2 separate regions of the Mus musculus genome follow, and region 1 is linked to region 2. The links are chromatin loops, found by intact Hi-C in ENCODE. Cell type or tissue: heart. All regions are shown on one strand. Each heading gives the region's core, and the rest is flanking DNA. Links, peaks and the distances in the headings are about the cores only. Region 1 overlaps Slc34a3 (solute carrier family 34 (sodium phosphate), member 3). Region 2 overlaps Gm13387 (predicted gene 13387).

The links. Hi-C counts contacts between places; a loop is a spot of excess contacts. Peaks named below come from ENCODE experiments on the same cell type or tissue, not always from the same donor. Only the 100,000 strongest peaks of a DNase experiment are listed, where the experiment ranks them.
Region 1: it touches region 2 in a loop (4-fold over the local background); 1 of 42 quality-filtered maps calls a loop at or near these places.

What each region holds. Positions count from the first base shown.
Region 1 is chr2:25,225,827-25,231,193 of GRCm38, forward strand. It overlaps Slc34a3 (solute carrier family 34 (sodium phosphate), member 3), which reads right to left. Exons shown (of 13, transcript NM_080854.3): 10 at 5,150-5,317; 11 at 4,947-5,063; 12 at 4,747-4,871; 13 at 3,071-3,689. The coding sequence ends at 3,225. Among named protein-coding and RNA genes, the nearest start is that of Tubb4b, 3.8 kb to the left of the region's middle. In heart, for the core only: a CTCF peak has its summit at 2,878; DNase peaks (open chromatin) are centred at 1,315, 2,915, 3,505, 3,955 and 2 weaker places; H3K4me3 peaks cover 673 bases; H3K27ac peaks cover 2,454 bases; H3K27me3 peaks cover 1,251 bases.
Region 2 is chr2:25,124,888-25,130,254 of GRCm38, forward strand. The region is part of intron 2 of Gm13387 (predicted gene 13387); the gene reads right to left. Among named protein-coding and RNA genes, the nearest start is that of Gm13387, 18 kb to the right of the region's middle. RefSeq lists an enhancer at 1-3,203. In heart, for the core only: a CTCF peak has its summit at 2,493 (motif pointing right); DNase peaks (open chromatin) are centred at 2,524 and 3,344; H3K27ac peaks cover 4,173 bases.

The sequences.
Region 1 (5,367 bases), core at 65-5,064, 100 kb after region 2:
ATGGTCTAGTTGGTAATTTCTCTACGCCATTGCTTATGAGACAGAGTCGTCTGGCCTGTAACCTGGAATTCTGCCTTAGCCTCCAGAATGCAAGGACTACAGTTCTTAGTCTTCATGTCTGATGTGTAACTTTTTAAAGGAATATTATACAATGGGTCTGTCTCAGTCTAGCCACTTCTGGCTTTTGGAATGAACTACCTTCAAAACTAAGGGTGTTAGGCAATCCCTGTTGGTTGTGGTATCCAAGTACCTACCAACCATGTCACAGGAAAAAACCCCACCAGGACAAGCAGAGTCCTGTATCCTGAGCAGTGGCATTCTGTCGCTATATACAAAATGCAGTCCTGCCGGGCAGTGGTGGCGCATGCCTTTAATCCCAGCACTCGGAGGCAGAAGCAGGTGGATTTCTGAGTTTGGGACCAACCTCGTCTACAGAGTGAGTTCCAGGACAGCCAGGGCTACACAGAGAAACCCTGTCTCAAAAAAACAAAAACAAAAACAAAAACAAAAAAAAAAAAACCGCAGTCCTAGTGTTCATATTTACTATACTGACCAGGATCTCCAGAAAGATCTGACTGTCTTGTCCTTTCCCAGAAGGGTAGATCAGGAAGGGGGGGCTGAGTTCTGTGACCACACTGACAGGACCCATACATACCTCAGGAGGTTTAAATGTATGTAAGGTACCAGGTCACTTTTTGGCATGCTGAAGGTTATCTCAGTACCTAGAAATATCTTCTGAGTTAAAGATCCTGGACTCTACAGAGTAGCTTAGGTGCCAAGATGTCAACTATTAGAATCTCATAGCACACACCTGAGAAGGAAGCAGAAGTTCGGTATTTTAACACAAAGAGCTTCCTGGGTGTCTTGGAGATGTTTGGGTCCCAAGCTGGGCAGTAAATACAAACAACATAGCAAAAGCCCACCAAGGACAGTGGCTGCCCACAGCTGGCAGGGGAAGACACTCTAGGTCTTTACTATGAATCAAGAGTTCCCCTGTGCCAGTAGGCAAAGGAGACCCAGTATATCAAGAGGTCCTGGAACCTATAGCATGAGAGGGTGTGCATAGAGCTGGCCAGAGGAGCAGAGAAGCAAGGCAGAACGGGCTGTGGGAGCATCGGGTGCCTGCCCTCCCAGCCCAGTCTGCAGCTGTTGGAGGCCGCACAAGGAAGGCTCTGTTTACTGGTGGCCATGGTCCCACTGGGAGGGTGCATTACTGCCAGGCAGGAGCAGCAGGCAGACAGTCTCTGTGGCCTTAAAGGACCCTGTAGTCAGCTTTTGTGAAAGGCCTCCCCTCACCCCGGAAGGAGAGGTGCCAAGGTGCTTCCCCTGTGGACTAGGTCTCACTGACTCCCACAGTGGGTCTTCCAGAGACGCAGCCTGGCTCTGCCCCTCCTCTAGAACATCAGAGAACACCATGAGGCTGTGTAAAAGCCTTCAGTGGGTCACAAGAGTGAGTGAACTAGGGCTGCAGTGCACAGACCTGGCTCTGTCCCTGCTGGAGCTCATCTCTGCAAGTCCTCTACTCTTAGTGGACGCAATAAATTCTAGTCCTAGGAAGCCTAGGAGCTGGGGGTAGGAAATGGAACAGAACCTGGGTGACAGTAAAGGCTAAGGACAAAGAGGGCCTGGAAGGACCATGGAGGCATCTACAATGTGTGTGTGTGTGGTGGTGGTGGGGTGTCGAGGGGAATACAAAAGGACGTAGCTCAGTGGTTATGAGCTCTTGTTACTCTGGCAGAAGTCTTGGTGGTCCACAACCTTCCCTCTGTCTGGGTGATCTGACACCTTCTGACCTCCAATGTCACTAGGCACAAGTGCTACACATACATAAAATGCAGCCAAAAAAACCACTCATACATGTAAATCTAAAGTAATTTAAAACAAAACAACACACACCCCAATAAGGATAGAACCCTTGGGCAATAAATGGATGGCTCTCCGGGCTCTCCCTGACGCCATACCTGTTGACTCAGAGTCTAGCTAGGTGAACCTGGAGGTTGGGGGGGGGGGTGCAAGGAAAAGTTTAGGCCAAGAAAATTCACACCAGTGTGTCCTGTTGGCCACATGTGGGCAAGAATAGTTATAAAGAGCCAACTCAAACTCCTGAACTTAAAACATTGAAAGCTTTATTTGTTTGTTGTAACTCAACTGCATAGTTCTGGACCATGAGCTTTGCAGATGACAACATTGTGTTTCAATGTCAAATGCCTGAAAACTGTAATGGACAGACCAAGAGGGATCCCTGTCAGCTCCTCTGTGGGTCCAATTGCTATAACCTGTGCCTGAGTTTCTGGTTGCTTTCTTTTCGGTGGTGTGGTGTGGGAGGGGTGGGATTCAGTCTGTGAACAGCCTGAAGCTGTAGGAGGTGGGGAGAGGTCTTCACCTCTTCTCTGGTGTCCAGTTACCTGTTGGCTGTAGGACAAACCTTTCAGTTTGAAAAACAGACCATCTGGCAGGAGGCGAGAAGGAGGAGGGCAGGAGCTCCAAACAGGGCCCCACCCTCTCCCAAGTCCTTTCTTAGCCACCTAGGCAAAGAAAATGGTGTCTAGGCCTTATATCCTTTCACCTAGATGGGCAAGTCCTAGGAGGCTACCTGGACAAGTCTGGGCATCAAGGTGGCAGAGGTAGGGTGCCTAGTCCAAACCCACTGTTTAAGATCCCGGCAGGAGGAAGGGTGCCCCCTAGTGGCTAGGGAGACCATGCCTGATGAAGCTTGCCGGCAGATGGCAAAGTCAGCCTCTTGCACAACTCATATACTCATAAAAGTCATATACTTAACTGCAGCTCTCACACCCATTGCTGGCGGATCTCAGGCTCCCTCTCGATGTGAGTGAACTTGGGCTCTCTGCCCTGCCCAGCCTTTCCAGGCAGCTCTTCCGGAAGGGCTCCTGTAAACCGGTTGTCACCAGCCACTACAGAAATAAACAAGCTGCAGGCTTGGGGGTGGGTGTGTGTGGGGGAAGCACTACCCTAATCTCTAGTCTCCACTAGGGGCAGCATGGCACTGCTTGGCCATCTCCACTCAGCGGCAGGACAGGCAACCCCATCTAGGAGAGAAAGCCAACACTCCTCAATAGTAACCTCGTTTATTTGAAAAGGAGAGGATATAAGAGACTAAAACATCCGTGTGGAGCCCTGCTCCTCTGTCTTAGCGAGGACTGGCAGGCGGTCTCTCCCGCCTCCAATGCCCTGAAGCTAGTGGAGCTGGCTATGGTACCCACTTTTCACAACTGCTGAGAAGCTATGACTTGTGGGTTCTCATAGCAGTGAGCCACTTTGCTGGTCATAGGAGAGTTGCTGCAGGCCCTGCAGGGGCAACAAGCAGTCACCAGGCGGTCCCAGGGCTCCAGAGAATGGAGCCAGAGTGGCAGCCAGGCCCAGGATTGAAGACAGCGGGGCAGCCAAGATGGTCGGTGTTGTTGCAGGACATTAACCAGGATGATAAGGAGCACCAGCCCCACCAGAGGACCCCCTACTGCAGCCAGCACTGTGCCCCCTGCCAGGGAAAGTCCAAAGGCTGCTAGGGGTAGCAGCAGGAAGGTTAATAGTAGGTAGACAATGGCCACCCAGCGATACTGGGCAGTCAGGTTTCCAAAGCGCTTGGCCAGTGGAATTGGCAGTCTCAAGACAGGCACCAGGTACCACAGCAGTATGCCAGCCAGGTTGAAGAAGAAGTGGATGAGAGCAACCTGGTAGGCAGGAAAGACAAGAAGGCATAAGGAGCTTGGACTACCTGGGCTCTGGGCTCTTTAGAAACTATGCCTTTCCTACTCTGGTCAAGTCTGAAGCTTGTCCGCTGTGTCCTGCTGAGTGATTCAGACAGATCACTTAGTACAGCAGCATCTAGCCAGGGTAGGCTCATATTCACCATATTCCTCCTGCCCGTGTTTTAGGAGATAGGGGTCTATGTCAGCACCTGTGTGTGGTAACAAAACCCTGCTGCTATCAGAGACGGTGGGAGGTTGGTAGGAAACACGACATATGGCCTTTCTGTAAATGAGCACAATCCAGGGGGCTTGGAGAGGATGGTACAGGCTCAGGAGGGTCTAAGTGACAAGGATAATACAGAGGCAGATACAAGGATGCAAGTGGGACGCAGGGAGAGCTAGGCTCAGTTTTCCCTATAGCAGCAGCCAGTGCAATCCAAGATTTCAGAACCTGATCCTGTCCCAGGCAGAGGGAATCTAGAGTGGGGGCAGTGGACCAAAGACTAGGTGATTTAGAGAGTCTGAGCTTGAAAAGGATTGAGGCCCAGAGCTGGGAGGTCTGGGAGAGACAACTTAGAGGCAGAACTGTATCTCAGTTCCGGCAGGATGATGAAGCTAGCACAGTTGAGCTGGAGCATCCCCAGAACAGAGTCTGGGAAGTCAAGAGCTTGGTACATGGTGAAACGGGAATTTGGGAAGAATCATATTGCAGGTATGGACCAGATAACCATACTTGGATACCCCAGGGGGACACAGTGAAGAGTCCAGAATGGAGGGGCCAGAGGAGCAGGGGTCCTTCGGGGAATCTGTGGGACTGCCAATGATAGACGGACAAAGGGCATGAGATGACCACAGGTCATTTTGGGAAAACAATCCTGGAAAGGAAGAACTGAGGCTCGGGCTGTGGGGTCCTGCAATGTCCCCCTGGGACTGAGAGGTAGAGCTGCAGGCCTGTGGTCAGTCAGTGGAGCCCAGGGAGAGCTAGGGATGTAGCCAGCCTGGGCTGTGCTGTGAAAAGGGAAATAGTTGAGGCCAGTACCTGAACTGCGAAGATTAACATGTCTGCAGGGCTGGCTAAGGCAGCCAGCAGGGCTGTGGTGGTGGTGCCGATGTTGGAACCCAAGAAGAGGGGGTAGGCCCGTTCCAGGTCAATCACCCCAACCCCTGGAGGAATGAAGGGTTACTAGGAGGCCCAGCTCATCTCCCCCAACCCCAAGCCCACTGCCCACCTTGGCTCACCCATGAGAGGCACGATGGCTGCTGTGAAGACACTACTGCTCTGAAGCAAGAAGGTTAGGCCTGCGCCAACGAGGATAGCCAAGTAGCCGCTGAGCCAGCCAAAGGGGAAGGGAAAATCTGCAGGTGTGCATGGTGGGGTGCTGGGTCATTCTTAAATCCCTGCCTGGTCTTCCAGCCCAGGCCCAGGGCACCCTTGCACCCACCTGCATTGATAACAGTCTTCACAGCCTGTGCGATGCGGCCCTTCAACACAGAGTTGAGCAGTTTAACGATGAGGACCAGACAGACACAGAGCACCAGCAGCGAGCCCGCCAGCAGGATGAAGCCCACAGCCAAGTCTGTGAGTTTTGAGCCGGCAAACAGGTGATGGCCTGTAGCAGGGGAGGGTGGTGAGTCGGAGAGAGGCAGAGCTGGAACCGGG
Region 2 (5,367 bases), core at 232-5,231:
ATGCACATCTGCAGACCATGTAGTCAACGTCCTCCCAGAGAGCTCCCCAAGGCTGTTGGGGTCACACTCTGGAGCTCCTGTCAGCCCACCAAGAGGACTCTCCATGCCTCTCATAGCCTTCAGGAAAGGGGGCTGGGACACTTTTTCTGCCTCTTGGTGTGTGTGTTCAGTAGGACAGGCAGAAGCCAGAAAGAGGCTGTTTGTAGTCCCATATAGGGCTGTATGGGGCTGTGGGCCTTCCAGAGTTAGGGCCTCAGAGACTGGGCTCAGAAGCCCCTCATAGTACTTTATCTGAGAAAAGGTATCAAAGTGTAGATCCCACCCCAATGTCACTCCCCAGAACTCTGTTCATTGCATGCCCAGAGGAGCCCTTCTGAGATTGCCTCCTAGCCCCTCTCAGCTCTGGCGGGCCAATCTTGCCGATGAGCTCCAGCAAGACTGTGTAGCACGTGGCAAACATCCCTAAGCTGGCAGGCCACTCTCCTGCCCTTTGTCCATTTGTCAGTTGATCAATCTGTCTGTTTGCTGAGTATGTAGGCAGGCACCCCAGACAGAAACACTTAAATGGCTGAGACCGCTCAGCCTGTGCTGCCCGGATACCCTAGGGCAGGAGTCTCCGGAGGAGAACTTGTGTGCTGTTGGCATTATAGTTTCTGGGTTAACTTTGCTAGCACTGACATCTTTGGTGCAGGCCCAGAAGGTTGTAAGAGTCTAGTCCTAAAGTTCTGTATTCAGAGTCCCAGACCCAGCTAGGAGGCCCAGGCTGTGACCAGATCTGCATGAGGTGCCTGGAGAAGGAGGGGCTTCCAGTCACTGCACAACTAGAGTTCTGTCATGCAGCCTAAGAGATACAGACCCCAGCTCATGGCTAGAGGATGCCTCAAGTGGACTCTGGCCCACACATGCCTGCTGAACTCAATGAGGCCATCACTCATTCCAGCATCATGACTTCCACCCTGTTGCCATTGAGAGTCAAAGATGAGCACTCGTTAGGGACAGAACAGTGCTCTGGAGGCCTCCACTCCTACAGCTGTGATTTAGGTATTTGTCACCAGAAGCCAGCCACCTAAGCCCCGTAGACCTTGGTTGGCCCTGGGAGAAGGCCATGTGTCAGCAGTACCACGACTCACATAGCTTCATTTCCTGTCACACCTGCCTCTCAAAACTATTGAGGGGCACGGAGAAACCAAGATGGCCACACAGCCAGGAACAATGTGGGGTTGGGCATTGACATGCCCCCCCCCACACCCCCCGCCCGTTCTTAAGGCTGAATGGCGGCTGTGCCTGGAGAGAGTGCTGCGAGGCAGAAGGCAAGCTAGTGTTTCAGCGTCTTCTGTTACACTGAAGCTTTTCAAAGAGTGTCTGGGGCTGCTGAATGTGCCTCTCTTGCTCTCCAAGGCAGACATTCTACACAAAGGGGGCTCTTGTCCTGCACAGGCCCCTTCTGGGAAGAAAAGCCATTGTCCAGGACAGGGCCGCCCAGCAGGCGGTGCATGCTCCACTGCCCACCACCGCGCCCGTCCAAAGGGGCCTCATTCAAGCTTGTCTGCCTGGATTAGCAAGGACTCACGACTCAATGTGCTGCGATATTTCATGTCGAGGGCAGCGGCTGGCTCTGGGCAGAATCAATGCCTGCTTTTGTCTGCCGAGTTATTTTATTTACATTTTTAAAACAGCTTATCAAGGTAAAAAGATAGCTTTGCAAAAAAAAAAAAAAAAAAAAAAAAAGTGTTTGGCTTCAGGCCAGCACAGAGGTAGGAGTACGGGCTGGCACTGGGGTCCTAGGCCAGCCATGCAGTCTGGTCCTAAGCCAGCCTGGGCACCTGCCCAGCCCTCCTGCAGTTCAGGGGAGTGGGGGAGCAGGGGAAACTTATACTTCCAGAAGCCACAACCCTAGCCCCTCTGGATTTCTTGATTGTTTTCCTGAGGTTCCCTCCCGGCTACTCTGACCCAGCTGGCTGTACAGCTCTGAGTGTCCCACCTGGGCAGCAGAGGGTCAGGAAAGGGGTCCTATTACCTCCATCTGTTTTCAGCCTAGTCCTGACCTCTCCCTCCTGTGGAACCGTATCCAAGCCTTTGTACTGGACAGGCAGGGATCTTCACTGAGAGCCTGGGCTTGCCAGGTCACCCATGCACTGGTCTATCATGATCTCAGAGAAGATTCAGCAGAAATGGCCAGAGACCCATCCTAGGCTGGTCTGACCAAAATAATAGGCCACAAAGATCCCTGAAGCTCAAGCTAGGCCAAAGCCAGGGCCCTTCCTGGAGGAGGTGGCTCTGGGTTCTGCTGCCTCCCCTCACCCAGCAAGGGCAGCTGACAGTAGCTAAATAGGAGTGGGACGGCGTCTCTCTTGCCCTAGCCCCTGCCCAGGTAGGCTATGAAAATAAAACAAACAAACAAACAAACCTCTTCCAAAACACCCCACTGCCTCTACAGATCCACACTGTGGATAATGGGACTTCGAACCTAGGAGTGCTGGCTGCACACCAGGCCACCTGGCCACTAGAGGGCAGCCTAGGTGCGTGGGGAGAGCCTGCCTGGCATATATAAACTAGCCTAGTGACCCCATATAGAAAGCATAACCGTGCACCTCTAGCTCCCAGAATGCTCCTGGTCAGCCCATCTACCTAACAGATGAGGCTTGAGCCTCCACACTTAAGAAGCACAGCCCACCCTGAGACAAGCCTCCCAGTCAGGGGGTTTGGGTCCCATTAAGAGCCGGGCTTAGGGAAGACTGACCATCTGGAACATCGCTAGGACACTAACAATGCAGTTGAAGTTGTGGGAAGCCCCAGACCCTTCACCCACTGCCCCTCACCATCTCACTCAGACTTCCTTCTCCCCGAGCCACTTGGCAGAGAGTCTGAACCCACAGTCGGAAGAGAATAGCCCAGTCCTTGGCTCCCCTGTCTCTGATGAAGCCAGGTCAGGCCCAGGGGAGGGAGGGGCCTTAGGGGACTCTGAGTGGGCCTGATCCTAACATGATGTGTGTATGGGGTGCTGCACATCCCTAGTTTCCCTGGATCCTGCAGCTTCTGGAGGATCTGTGACCCAGAAGGCCCTTGTGTGAAGCTGTAGGTATCTCCTGGTGATCACGTTCCGTCCTCCTCTAAGCCCTGCATGCAGATCCTAAGACTATCCTCATATTCTGTATTTCTCTTCAAACCATGCATACCTTCCCCCTGCCCTGAGATCATCCCACGCTCTGTGCCCCATGGGACCTGGTGAGGCCAAGCCCCCTGGATAAGAGCCAGCTATGGAGGCATTGGGTCAGCACAGGGAAAGCCCAGCCCGGACCCCTTGGGCTAGATGCCGCCAAGCCTTTCCCAGGCTGCTATTTTGGGCTCTCTGAGACTTGGGGGTGGGGTGCCAGATAGCTTTGCTGCTGCTCATGCTGGTTATTTTTGCTCATAATGGGAGTACGATATATGGAAATTATTAATAGCCTCCCCGGCTACGGTACGTGCTGGTACTCAGGGCCAGCGTGTGCTCTGTCCCGCGGTGGGAAGGTCTCGCTGCACAGCAGGTTTGGGGGAATTGCCTCTCAGCTACACCCAATCCCCATCAAATGCTTCCCAGGCTGCGAGTACCATTACCTACAAAGAAGTTGGTCTGGTTATCTCAAATAACCATGGCAACCTGGGGACAGATCTGACCACAGGTCTTTACATTTGAACTTCCTTCTACTTCCCAACTCCTTGGAGCTGGATGAGAGTCTAAGGGTGCCCAGTCTCTTTAGATAAAGCTCTGAGGGATTACAGGAAGTTGCTGTGGGCCCCCAGATCTCCAAGGCATGCGGTGCACCTTACCCCTCTGCTGCATGCTGGACTGGCTATGTTGACCTTCTAGACCTGTAGAAGCTCCTGCGAGAGATGGGGCCACTGTGCATAGGTCACTGTTGATCTCTTGTCCCAACTGCCTGACCCTTGCAAGCCCTGAGCCGAATTCTGGGGAACTGGGGTAACAGATGAGTTCTCCTGCCATCTCCTCCACCCCTCAGAGACTAGATTATACTGTAAAACATGAATTCCCAGGGTCTCAGCCCAGCAACTACACTGCTGGACATAGGAAGCTCCTGAGTATGTCTGTAGTGACCAGCGACGGTAGAGATGATAGGAGCCTTTCTGTAGCACTGTGCCCCGCTCCCGAGCACGTGCAAGCACTATGTGTTGCCAGGCAATTGTGTAGGGCATGAAGTTGAAGCTGCAGCCCGGGCTGGTTATTGAAAAGGTAAAAATGTCTTTCTCATGCAAATCATTTAGGTTCAAACTTGGATAAAGCTCAGGTCTCCAGAAACAGAGCTTGGTGGGGGGTGGGGAGAGTCTCTCACCACCAAGCTCTAGGCTGCCGCCAAGACCGAGAAACGGGAGGGCAGAGCCCAGGAGGAGGCCGAGAAGTACCAGCCAATGCACTGATCGAGGCCTGCAACATAGTGTGCAGAGGCCACTAAGCTGACTTCCTGTTGTAGGGAAGCCACAACCAGACACAGCAGTGCTGGTCACCTAGAGCCTGAAATTTAGCTGGGCATGGTGATGTACAACTTTAATCCCAGCACTTGGGAGGCAGAGGCAGGTGGGTCTCTGAGTTCAAGGCCAGCCTAGCCTAAAGATCCAGTTCCAGGACAGCCTGGGCTGCACAGAGAAACCCTGTGTGTGTGTGTGCACATGGCTGCTGCTGAGATTTTAAGTGAGGTGGGCTGGGCTTAAGATTGCTCAGTCCAGACCTGCAGACACCTTGGGGCAGATGATGTAGTCTTGAAAGCCATTAGGCCATGCCCACCAGCACACACCCACAGTAGCTCTGAGGGCATGGCAGTGCTATGGGAGGCTGAGGGCATCCAACAGGGCGTATCCAGAATGTGAGATCTAGGCCCGAAGGCTGGGGCTCTGTCCCTTGTGAACTGAGTAGCCTGGCAAATGTATGTGTCACATCTGTGAGGGGAAAGGTGTACTGGCAGTCAAGGAATACCACAAAGTCACACTGCACAACAAACCTCACTCAAGACATTTATTGGGAGGGAAAATAATGGCTGGAGGGTGGCTGCCTCTGCTTGGGTGAGAAGCAGCAGAGACCTGGGCAGAAGACAGGATTTGGGGGCGGGGGGGGGGGTGTTCAGGGTGGAGATTTCTAGGGTGAAGATTGGTGGGATTTCAAGTCCAGAACTTGGGCCGAGACCAGGGATTGGTGGGATTTCAAGTCCAGAACTTGGGCCGAGACCAGGGATTGGTGGGATTTCAAGTCCAGAACTTTGTCTTTTTACTTTCTAGGGTGGAGGCTGAGTCTAGCAGTTAGGCCAGTTAGAGTGTTCTGGAGGTTGGAGATCCTCACGAGAGGAGCCTGCCCACTGATGTGCCTCAAAGGCTTTA